Regions from separate parts of the Homo sapiens genome. Here region 2 is linked to region 1. A link is a contact called in ENCODE Hi-C or POLR2A ChIA-PET data. All regions are on one chromosome and are shown on one strand. The core of a region is the stretch at or near the end of the contact, and the rest is flanking DNA. Distances in the headings are between cores, read along the strand shown. Region 1 overlaps PLCB1 (phospholipase C beta 1). Region 2 overlaps PLCB4 (phospholipase C beta 4).

Region 1 (5,415 bases), core at 2,097-4,596:
AACTTGCTTCAACAGGCCACAGTAGCCTAGGAGGTAGTCATTGCTTGAAGATTTATACTGGGCTGCAAAATAACCCTGAGTGTCTACTCAACTTTCAGTTCGAAGTGCCTTATCCTGTATGGTAGTGGGTTACTTTTTGCATGCCAACTCCATCATATGGTAGCAGATGCCTGGGACTTTTTGTTGATAAGGATTCCAAGGCTATCTAGATGGCCTGGAAGTACCACTAAGATTGATTAGTGATGTCTGCCATAGTCACCCCAGCTGCTGCTATCCATCAGAAGTCATCAGCCCTGTGCTTCCATCTCCATTTCTTTTTTTGGTTTTTTTTTTTTTCATTTTTTTCATTTTTTTTCATTCTGAGTGTCATCATTTAGGAGACTCACACAAAAGTAAGAGAATCTTTCTAGGGAAATGTTCTCTTTTCTTTGCTTGAACTGAAGTTGCAATTTAGAGGCAGTTACCCTTAACCCTGGCATCTTTTTCCCCCAGTACAAGTGTTCATAGAAGCACCACATGTAACAGGCAAAAACTGGAAACAACCTAAATGTCCATCAACAGTGGCATGGGTAAATGAAGTGTGGTGTATTCACATACTTTATAGCAATTTTTAAAAACCCGACTACAGCTATCTACAACAACAAAAAAAGAAGCCAGATGCAAAGAACTATAGACTGTATGACTGTTTATATAAAGTTGCAAAATAGGCTGCTGTCTCAGTTCATTCCTGCTGCCAGGTTTTATCTCTGCCTCCTAATTATTCTGTCATTTCAGCCACATCTGGGGTTACTAAGTGTCATTTCTAAATTGTACCTACTGACATTAGCGAATATCTTTTTGCTGGTCTCCCAAAAGAAAGATCCATCATTTTTCTAACTCCTAATTGAAGAACCTAAGAAAATTGCTGTGTTACAAAGTGTTCCTTTTCATCAACCACAAAACAATCCTCCAGGACAGAGTTGAGCAAAACCAATTCTGTCCAATCCAGTCTGAGTCTAATGACAGAAACTACTCTGAGTTACCTTATTCCTGATATTCCAGGACTGACATCAGGGCCTCTGTCCCAAGAAGTGGAGGAAGGCAGAACTCCCACTAGCCATATCCCAGCCTCCTTAAGATGGGCCTGTGGTCCTGGGAAATCTGCTCTTCTAACCTTTCCTTTGTCCACAGAAGCCACATCAGTAGAGGGTCAGTTACAGACAAGGGGCACACAGTGAATAAGGAGGCACTCACTTCTTGGATTAATTGGCTTAGTGTGAGAAGGCTCACTTTTACATCCTAAGATTGGAAAGTGCCAGAGGCCCCCACAAATCTCCAAAAGCATAGTTTGCTCTCCAATTTTCTCAACTCTTTCCCGGTTTGTAATGTTTATTGTTTTCTTATAATATTTACCAACCATCTTACCTCACCAATGCTAGATCCTACAGGTAACAGAAGCACAGTATACCAGAATGATCACATCCAATAGCCCCTGGCTGGCTCCAGGTGTCATGAAGTGACCTCTGATTTTGTTACTGCCCCTGAGTGGTGGCCAGAAGTTACATTATGTCAGTTTACAGTGTGGCAGCCCCCATATCCATTGGGGACATGAGTGTCAGGCAGGTCAGGTGAGTGTCACCACCTGGAAAGTGGAAGCATCTCTAAAAACAACTTCCACAGAATGCATGAATTTACAGATGATATGAAAACATGTGCATATTGAATTTTCTGAAAAATGGCTTATCACAAAATTTAAAAAAAGTATTTATCAAAGGAACTTTGGGCACATAAGGAAATAAATCCAATAGTATGCTCATGACAATTAGTTATATAAATAAAATAAAGTAGGTTATTAGTCCATATAAGATAGCCTCAGGAAAAAATTAAATGCCCAGATAAAAAGTATGCAGCTTGACAAATTTTTACAGAATTTATGAAATTACCACTTGTGTCAAGATACAGAACATTATCAACACCCCAGAAACTTCCCTCGTGCTCCAACCCAGTCAGTACTACCTCCATCCGGAAGTAACAGCTATTCTGATGTCAGTCAACACAGAGATTAGTTTTTCTGTTTTGCAACTTTATATAAACAGTCATACAGTCTATAGTTCTTTGCATCTGGCTTCTTTTTTTGTTGTTGTAGATAGCTGTAGTCGGGTTTTTAAAAATTGCTATAAAGTATGTGAATACACCACACTTCATTTACCCATTCCACTGTTGATGGACATTTAGGTTGTTTCCAGCTTTTGCCTATTACATGTGGTGCTTCTATGAACACTTGTACTGGGGGAAAAAAAATGCCAGGGTTAAGGGTAACTGCCTCTAAATTGCAACTTCAGTTCAAGCAAAGAAAAGAGAACATTTCCCTAGAAAGATTCTCTTACTTTTGTGTGAGTCTCCTAAATGATGACACTCAGAATAAGACGCTTTCTTCTCCTTCCACAGTCCCCTGTGCTGAGGCATTTTATGTGATTGTGTGTGTAAGCTTCAAAGCGTTATTCAACAAAGAAGCGCTGTTCTCCCAAGCTCTAACCATTTACTCGTAATGGGCATATGGTATTTCGAGTGCTGTACTTTACTATTTCACCACTAGAGGGCAAGAGGAGCCCCACAATGCTTGACATTGCCAGATCTGCAGTCAAAATGATTAATCATGAGGCAAAAACAAGAAGCCAGAGGGAAAAAAGGAAGAGCTCACAAAGGCAAAATAAACATCCATAAACTTAAACTTTCCTGGGTAGGGAAGATCTGAAAAATGTCACCCATGAGCCACTTTCTAACACTCGTTCCATCTTTCTTTTTCCAGTGTGCAAAACTCAATTGCACAGTCCTCAGTTGCTGAAACTACCACCCAACAGGGTGGGACTAGATCAGGCAGACAGATCTCAGAGGGCATTTTTTTTTAGCACTGCCTAGAGCCTTGGTTATTAGGAAGCCGAGAATCTTGCAGAGGTCCCAGGCCTCAGGGGCTCTGAACAAGCAACAGAGAGTTCTGTGATTTCTTCTTCATTCTAAGTAATATTTCTTCCAATAACACCATGGTGTTTACTAAAATCAAGGCACTAATGAGTAAGGCTACCAGCCCCAACACCTCTCCTTTTTCTCCTCTTCTCCCGGGTCCAGGCCCTTCTACCTGCCACAAACTTAATCAAGATTACAGAATGGAGATGTGTTGTTTTTTGCAAGGGGAGGGGAGTAGGGAAATTAATTACGAAGCCAAGTTGCTGTTAAACTATTTATAATAAATTTCTACTGGAAAAGGACCTTTGGCTGACAATCGTTTTCTTCTGCCTCGGCATGACCAAATACAGTAAGAATTCAAAAGGAAAACTGAAAAGCGAGGAAGAGCCCACAGCTGGAGCAGTCTGTTTTCACGTCTCCACGCTGGCGAACGACAAACTCGGCAAGGAGCCTCCTGTGTATTTCCTGTCCTCGTTATCTCAGTTCTTGCTCTGAAGGGCTAAGAAGCCTTCACCGTTAGCCAAGACTCCTTCGTGCTTCAGCTTAATTTTCCTTGCATAATTTTAAATACAGATCATGTCTACAGTACAGCAATTAATGGATAGCCTAAAGACTTATTATTTCAAACTAATTGATATGTAGGAAAAGTTTAAATAACATAACGGAGAGGGGAAATTTTAAACGATGTATGCACAATGAATTTAAAATTTCTCTCTGTTGCAGATGGTAGCAAAAACATATGATTAATAGGGGGATGTGATCAAAATGTAGAACTGACTTGGAAATCTTTCTCTTTTTGATATTCTTGAGCATATGATTGGAAGGAAGAAAGATTCAGACATTTCAGAAATGGGGTAAGGGGTGCAGGGGAGAGCAGATTCTTCCCCCCCCACTCACTCCCACCAATTCTAGGGAGTTATCTCACAAGATAAAAGAACACCTGAGTATATTTTGAGTTGTGCTGTTAGGTCAGAAATAAGAAATGGGAGAAGAATGCCATTATTTCCATTCTAACTCTTTGGTCAAATCCCCCTCTTGAGATAAACTTGAGAGAGAAGTCTACAAAGACCAAGTTCACCCAGCTGCAGCAGAACCTGTTCCAAGTCACCAGCACTCCCAGACCCAGGATTCCCTCCAAATTCTAAGAAATGTGCTGTGATGAATCACCTCACTGACACACAAAAAAACAAAAATCTTTCTAATTTCCCCATTCACATTCCAGCAAGTTTAATAGGAAAGTTTAGAAAACTCATCTGAAGAAAGAATACTCTTCAAATGGGAGAGAGCAGGAACATTTTGTTCTAAGAAGGGATTGAGACCTAATGATGCCAGACAACATTTTAAATATCAGAACACAGCATTTGTAAGAAAATAGAATCTGCTTCAACCATAAACCATAAGGGGGGAAAACTACCTTTAAAATGTATTTTCTTCATATCAAATTCATGTCATAAGAATATCTGAATGACTTCTGGCCAAGTCACTTAAATTTTGTGGTCTTCAGTCTTTTTGGTCTTCTCAGATGTAAAATTTGCCACAGACTGGTTATTTTTTAGAACCCTTTCTTCCCTTCTGTTCTCCTACTTTATTTAGGTAGCTCTACACACACATTTTGAAAATTGGATGAACAACCTCCTTCTCATTGGTCCATGCAAGACCATATTACTGTATTTATAATATAATACACACCCATATACACCACAAAAACTACAATACTGGTTTCTCCCCCTCTGGTACCCTGGCCTTTCATTCTCCACCCTCTGCCCTTCAAGGTAACAATGAATCTGAAACGTGTGCATGTATATATTCCTGTTTTTTATATTTACATGGTTATAGATATACATGTGCATATATATCATGCATATGTATTCCTATAACACTTTATTTTTTTATCTTAGTTGTTTTAACTTCATAAAAATGGTATCATATGGAGTATCATATTGAAATATGATAATGTAAGTTAAAGGACCATACTGAACCTATACTGTATAAAATTTGGGGGAGCCTACAATTTTTCACTTAAAAATATGTTGCTTACTTTGGGAGGCTGAGGCTGGTGAATCACTTGAGGCCAGGAGTTCGAGACCAGCCTGGCCAACATGATAAAACCCTGTCTATACTAAAAATACAAAAATTAGCTGGGCGTGGGGGCACACGCCTGTAGTTCCCAGCTACTGGGGAGGCTGAGGCATGAGAATTGCTTCAGCCAGGGAGGTGGAGTTTACAGTGAGCCGAGATCACACCACTGCACTCCAGCCTGGGCAACAGAGCAAGACTGTGTCTCAAAAAAATAAATAAATAAAAAGAGCCAGACACAAAAAAGTATATACATTATTATTCAGTGTATATGAAGAGTTAGAAAATATGCTATCTTGGGTAGGGGACAGGATGGCTAGTGATTGGAAGGTGGCAGGTAGAGGTCTTATGGAGTGCTGGTATTGATCTGAGTGCTGGTTAAATGGGTGTGTTCAC
Region 2 (6,044 bases), core at 2,628-5,127, 260 kb after region 1:
GGAAATAAATAAAATGATTGCTTTTTTTTTTTTCGTAATGGCCTAAAATGATAGCTTCTTGATTTAATAAACCTTTCCCCTACTCCCTACCACCACCCCTCTGCAACTTACCTACAATACACATATTCTAGTGCTTATCAAATTATAAAAGCTGGGCTCATGAAATAACAGGAGGATTTTTGTTTTCTGATATCAGTCAAAAATTGTTTGGAAGACAGGCAGAACAAGTTAAAGTGAAAGCCTAATATAGTGAAGGGAAAGATTTGTGTGCCAGCCACAGATGGACTAAGTTCGTTCTCACATAAATATTATCCTTTTTTTCTTGCCAGGACTGAACTGCAGTCATTGTCTTAATTAACTCAGGGAGTTTTCAGTTACAGCTTCAAAATCTCAGTCTTCTGGAAATTGTCATCTGGCTTTGTGTTGTCCCTAAGTAGCTGTGTGACCTGGAGGGAGGCACTTAACCAATTCAGGCCTCAGTATTGGGAGTCAAGGGTATGGAGGCCCAGTTTAGCTTTCTTCTAGCCCTGATGTTCTGTGAATCTGTTATTCAAGTTTATGGACAAGTTCCCACAGAGAAGGTTAGTAGAGTTTTTTAAAATTATTATTATTAAGCAATGGGTATTTTACTAAACAGTACTCAACTATTTTTTGCAAAGTGTTAATTTGTAGAACGTTTTGAAACTCCGCATAGAAAATGAATGCACAGGTCAAGGCTAACATAGCCTTTCAGCCATATTGTCTGGAATTGTTTTTTTTTTAAAACATATAATAAAAATTAAAGTTGAAGAAGAAATGCCAAAAATATATTTTTGATGGAAAATAACAACTTACACTGATTAGCATTTATTTCAATGAAATATGAATCTTTAAAACATAGGATTTAAACATCTTTCAATGGACATATACATTATTGTCTCAGATTCATAAAAATGTCTTGTAAGCTATCATTTCTCCTCTATTTACACTGTCTTTTGTGGGGGAAATAAAAAGACTAAACAGTGTTTAGATTATCTCTACACATTTTACATTTCTCCCAAAGGCTGCTGTGTAATGGTTGGCATCTGAGAGAATAAACAGGAAATTAGTGAGGCTGAGGTTCTCCTTCATCTTTTGCCAGGGCTGGACTCCTTGCTTCATTTATTTTCATAGGACACCAGAAATCTGAGAACAGTATTTAAGCTGACTACGTTTCTTTTATAGCTGGCCTTTTATAGATGGTCTACATGTGGCAATCTACAGATTGCCAGATCTTTCTCCTTTTCTCCAACTTAGTGTGTTGGCATTTGAAGTACCAAATGTCCTCTTCACCAATGAATAGTTTAGAGGAAGATGAACAGTGTAGCCCTTTAGGCATCGTAAAATACTGTATTTTTTTTCATAATCATGAAGGTAATATGTTTGTTATAGAAAATTTGGAAAATTAATATAATCCAAAATCCTACAACCCACAAATCACCACTTTTGATATTGTACTGTTGTTCTTTTTGGTCTTTCATCAATTTTTTTGACTACTTGTATTCATTAAGCAGGTATTCAATTTATTATTCAAACTGTTTCCAAGGTGAGCTGCTAAGAATGTTAATAGGTGTTCTGGGTCACTGGGGACATTGGGAAACTTTCCATGTCATATACGTTTGGGAAAATGCCAGATTGAACGATGTTAGACTTAGATTTGTCACAGACACCCCCCTCAGGGATGAGCTTCCTGAAAGGGCTCTATGACTCTTCTCTACTTGGGAAGGTACATTGGGCAAAGCCTGGAAGTTATTGGACAGAGAACTGGCTTTGGCCCTGCACCCACTAATGTTGTAATGTGGTGTTCTTCAGATGGCAGTGTGGATCTTATTTGGTTTTTGTTTGTTTTACGAAATTGAGATCTCATGCTTTTGTAACCTCCTTTTCCTACTTAATATATTATGAATGTTTTCTACTTTAAATCTGTTTTTCAAAGAGTTGCTTTCTCTCATTGTTATTTTTGAAAATATTCCATTTATGAAAGTTCCATTTATGAAGCTGGGGCCTAGCCCAGGTGACAGATCATTTCAGTCTGTGGGGATACTCTTGAAAGGTTCTGTCTGGGTTATAAAATGTTTATACTCATTTGAAATGTTTCCATCTTCCACCCACCCATTCTGACAAACCTTTAATTTTGGACAACTGCTGTTGAGGCTGTGGATTCACAGTTCCCAAAGCCACTGCTAATTTGTTTGCTTTGGAAAGACCTGACAAAAATAGACTTCTTTTAACACAAATGGATAATTTTCTCCCATTGATGGGCAGTTCATTTAAGAATATTTTATTTATTGTATTATAAAAATAGCCTCTTTGAGACGAATGGCCTGCTCCAAGTAACTCTCATAAAACATAGGGATTTTCTTCCATACAGAAATAATTACTTTGATTTAAAATGGGATATTGCCTTCTCAAAGTATTTTTTCCACTATGAAGTATATAGAAGTATGTATTTAATGTGTCTTAAAGTCCACTAGTGGAAGTATTACTATCACCTTTTTTCAAGGCTCATTACCTAAAATTTTTCTAAAATTAAAAGCAAAGACAAATATGCCTTACATTTAGACCAAATTAAAAAAATGGATCTTTATTTTGGATAGTCCCTTTACCTGTGCTTTACTTTCATTATCACAAAAATATCCTTAACTCTTAGCATTTCATAACAACTGTGACCAATTTTTATTATGTAGTTGGAAGTGTTAAGAATCTGAAGAGAAGGCCTTTTACAGTGATTATCTTTGTGAACAGTGTTTAGATACGTTTTGGAGACCTGTTGAAACAAATACCCTACTCTTTTTTTTTTTTTTTTTGAGATAGAGTCTTGCTCTGTTGCCCAGGCCGCAGTACAGTGGATGATCTCAGCTCACTGCAACCTCTGCCTCCTGGGTTCAAGTGGTTCTCCTGCCTCAGCCTCCCAAGTAGCTGGGATTACAGGCACGGGCCACCATGCCTGGCTAATTTTTGTATTTTTGTAGAGATGGGGTTTCACCATGTTGGCCAGGCAGGTCTCAAACTCCTGACCTCAAGTGATCTGCCCACTTCGACCTCCCAAAGTGCTGGGATTACAGGTATGAGCCACTGTGCCTGGCCCAAATACCCTACTCTTTATTGATTGTCTCACACTGATTGATAATGGTCAGTTCCTCAGGCATACCATATGTCTTTAAAATATTATAAAAAACTTTGTAAAGTCTTTTGTTTTATAAACAGCTTATCTGGGCTAGGCCTGGAGCATATTCATAGACTGTCCCTTTATGCAATTCCTGGGCAAGTGCATGGCTTTGAAAAAGACTGGAGCTGAAAAGCATAATGTGTACTTTTGGCCTGGGGATTCTTTATAGAGAGTATGCAGATTTCCCCAAGGAAAACTGATTTTGCATGCAAAAGCTGTCTCTATAATTATAACAATTTCCTCTTGCCCTTTTTAAAAAAAAATTCAGCTTCTCAAATTGGTACGTATAAAATTTTACCCTTTCCACAAAAGCAGGCCTTGCTGAAGGAACTGACTGCTGAAAAATCTCATGCCAAGTCCCTAAAGCAGCTAAAGGGAGACATTATAAGTTTTGAAATGCAGCAGTCTAGGAGGTGAAGGAATGGCGGTCCTGTGAGCCTTGACATCAATTTATGTGAGTGTGTGTGCAAGGTGCCATCCCACAGCTTATACTTAGAAGAAAAATGGACTCTTTAAAGTAAAGCTTGTTAATTGAGTTTTTCTTTTTCTGAGGGTTGTGCTTACATGGTTTAAATTGTAATAAAAATTAAAATGCTTGAAATGTTTTAGAGTCGGAGCCCTTTGCTGCTTTAGCTCATGGGCACCTCCAAGAATGCTTCCTCAGATAGCAGCACAAAACACTGGCAGTTCTCCAAGAGAACATTCTTTGAGAACCTCACTGTGATTGGGAAAGGGAACTTCACATTCTGATTGTGCAGAAGTGCCCGCGGGATGTGTAGTCTACATTCTAAGGTTGCTTGTTGTCTTCCATGGAAAGTGTTATTTTATTATATCTTTCAGATATGTTATAGGTGGGAAAATCCGAATAACTGCTTTTATCTTGGTCAGGAAATACAGGGAATTGGTGTACTGGGGAAGATCACATATTACGAGACACACTTTAATTACCTTTGTGGAGTATTACTTTTCTAATAACCAAACTTGTTAAAATGCTAAATTTTATTTGTGTTTTAATAACCCAGATTGCTAAATTGCTAAATAATCTAATATACTAAATTGCTAAAATAATGCCAAACATAATTAAACTTTCATTTGGTTCTGAACAATTTTCAGTGTCCCCAAGTCATTATCAATATTGCATTAATGTAGAAATCTAGTCATTTGGCGTCCCTATTAATAGAATGCCAAACAAATTGAGTCAGACATATATACCTAGTGTTGTGTTGCATGCAGCAGGGTAGAAAGGGAGTGCCTAATCAAGCTCACAATGTGATTTTTGCTCAAGTTGTGATGTCTGGCCAGGCGCAGTGGCTCACGCCTGTAATCCCAGCACTTTGGGAGGCTGAGGGGGGCGGATCACTTGAGATCAGAAGTTTGAGACCAACCTGGCCAACATGGTGAAACCCTGTCTCTATTAAAAATACAAAAATTAGCTGGGTGTGGTGGTGCACGCCTGTAATCCCAGCTACTCGGGAGGCTGATGCAGGAGAATTGCTTGAACCCGGGAGGCAGAGGTTGTAGTGAGCTGAGATCATGCCATTGCATTCTAGCCTGGGGAACAGAGAGAGACTTTGTCTTAAAAACCTAGAGGGACTTACTCCTGTTGGAGGCACACATTTCTAACGAGATAATTTGGGATTGACATAGGACTGTGCTTAATAAGGTGTTCAGAGGGGTGGTGCTGATGCTAGGAACGGAGAAGACAAAGTAAGATGATGGCAATGTTGAGTTAAGCTGGGCAGTGACCTGATTTGTTTATCATTTGGAGGAGAAGTCAGAAAAAAAAAGAAACAGCCTAGGTAGAGGATTAGAGATGAGTATGAATATTGAGTGTGTCAGGGAGGGTAATGATAGTCTGAGCTCACTGCATTAAGATGAAGTGTTAAACACTAATAATGTTGAAGCTTATTCCAAACCCCTAGCTTTTCCCCTTTTTCCTTCTAATTACTACTCAGCAAGGTAATGAGTGATGGCTCAAATGTGGGATTAATCAGGGGAGGAAGACTATCAAGTTCTGTTCTGTTTGTGCATCCAGGGGAGAAGCTGCTTAGAGCAGTAGCCAGTTGTTGTCAGCACTCTTCCCCCAACCCCAAATTAAAGGCAGCTTTCTGGAATCATATTATGGCACCTGGGGAGGATTAACATGGCTTCCTAAGATGCCTGAGTAACGACATTTCTTCCTGTCAAAGCACACTGCTGTAAAAGAACACACTTCCTGATGATGGCCTTGACCGACCTCACGTTTAAGGGCCTGTGCACAGTTCTGTTACCTGGAGTAGGTGATCTGTGACACCGGCCTTTGGTTGCTGTGTTTGGCCATGAATCCACCCTGATGACTATGAACTTCACAGAGTAATTGGCCAGGATATCCCTTCCCTTACTGTCATACTTGCTGAGGTGTTAGTTCTGCAAATAGTATCCTTTGTGGATCTTTGTGTTTGTTTGAGTAGGTGAAGGACTTTATTTTATATTCTTTTTCTCTAGTTACTTCCTTATTTTAATAAGTAAACCTTATTCTAAGGGTTAGTTTCTATGCTGAGAACAGTGGGTCTCTAGACTACTTAAAATTTTCCATAAATCTTACGTTATTCATTTTGTAAATCCTGAATAAATTGAAACGAGAACAGTGCTGATGGTCCTCATAGAAACTGAGGTGGAATGTGTACACATTTTAAAATTTATTTAAATGAGGTGCTTCTAGGTATAACACATATATAACCCTCCCTATATATTATTTAATAATAAAAATACCTCTACACTATAGTGCTTTATGAATAGATTTTTAAAACTTCTTCTTCTTTTTTTTTAATACTTTAAGTTTTAGGGTACATGTGCACAATGTGCAGGTTTGTTACAT

The links. A loop is a pair of places that touch in the nucleus more often than their neighbours do. ChIA-PET counts read pairs that join two places held with the same protein, here RNA polymerase II (POLR2A). Pooled maps may share reads with other maps.
Region 2: a map of MCF 10A shows a loop between it and region 1 (4-fold over the local background). The contact joins two enhancer-like sites. A Hi-C loop is called at or near these places in 2 of 168 maps with a recorded cell type or tissue (IMR-90 and MCF 10A) and 6 of 50 pooled maps. POLR2A ChIA-PET finds 5 or more read pairs at or near these places in 1 of 52 experiments (HEK293T).

What each region holds. Positions count from the first base shown.
Region 1 is chr20:8,851,390-8,856,804 of GRCh38, forward strand. The region is part of intron 31 of PLCB1 (phospholipase C beta 1); the gene reads left to right. Among named protein-coding and RNA genes, the nearest start is that of RNU105B, 23 kb to the left of the region's middle. Within about 2 kb of position 3,347, at least 15 of the 41 ENCODE cell types and tissues checked have a DNase peak (open chromatin) inside an H3K27ac peak, as active enhancers do.
Region 2 is chr20:9,109,449-9,115,492 of GRCh38, forward strand. The region is part of intron 2 of PLCB4 (phospholipase C beta 4); the gene reads left to right. Among named protein-coding and RNA genes, the nearest start is that of PLCB4, 43 kb to the left of the region's middle. Within about 2 kb of position 3,878, at least 2 of the 41 ENCODE cell types and tissues checked have a DNase peak (open chromatin) inside an H3K27ac peak, as active enhancers do.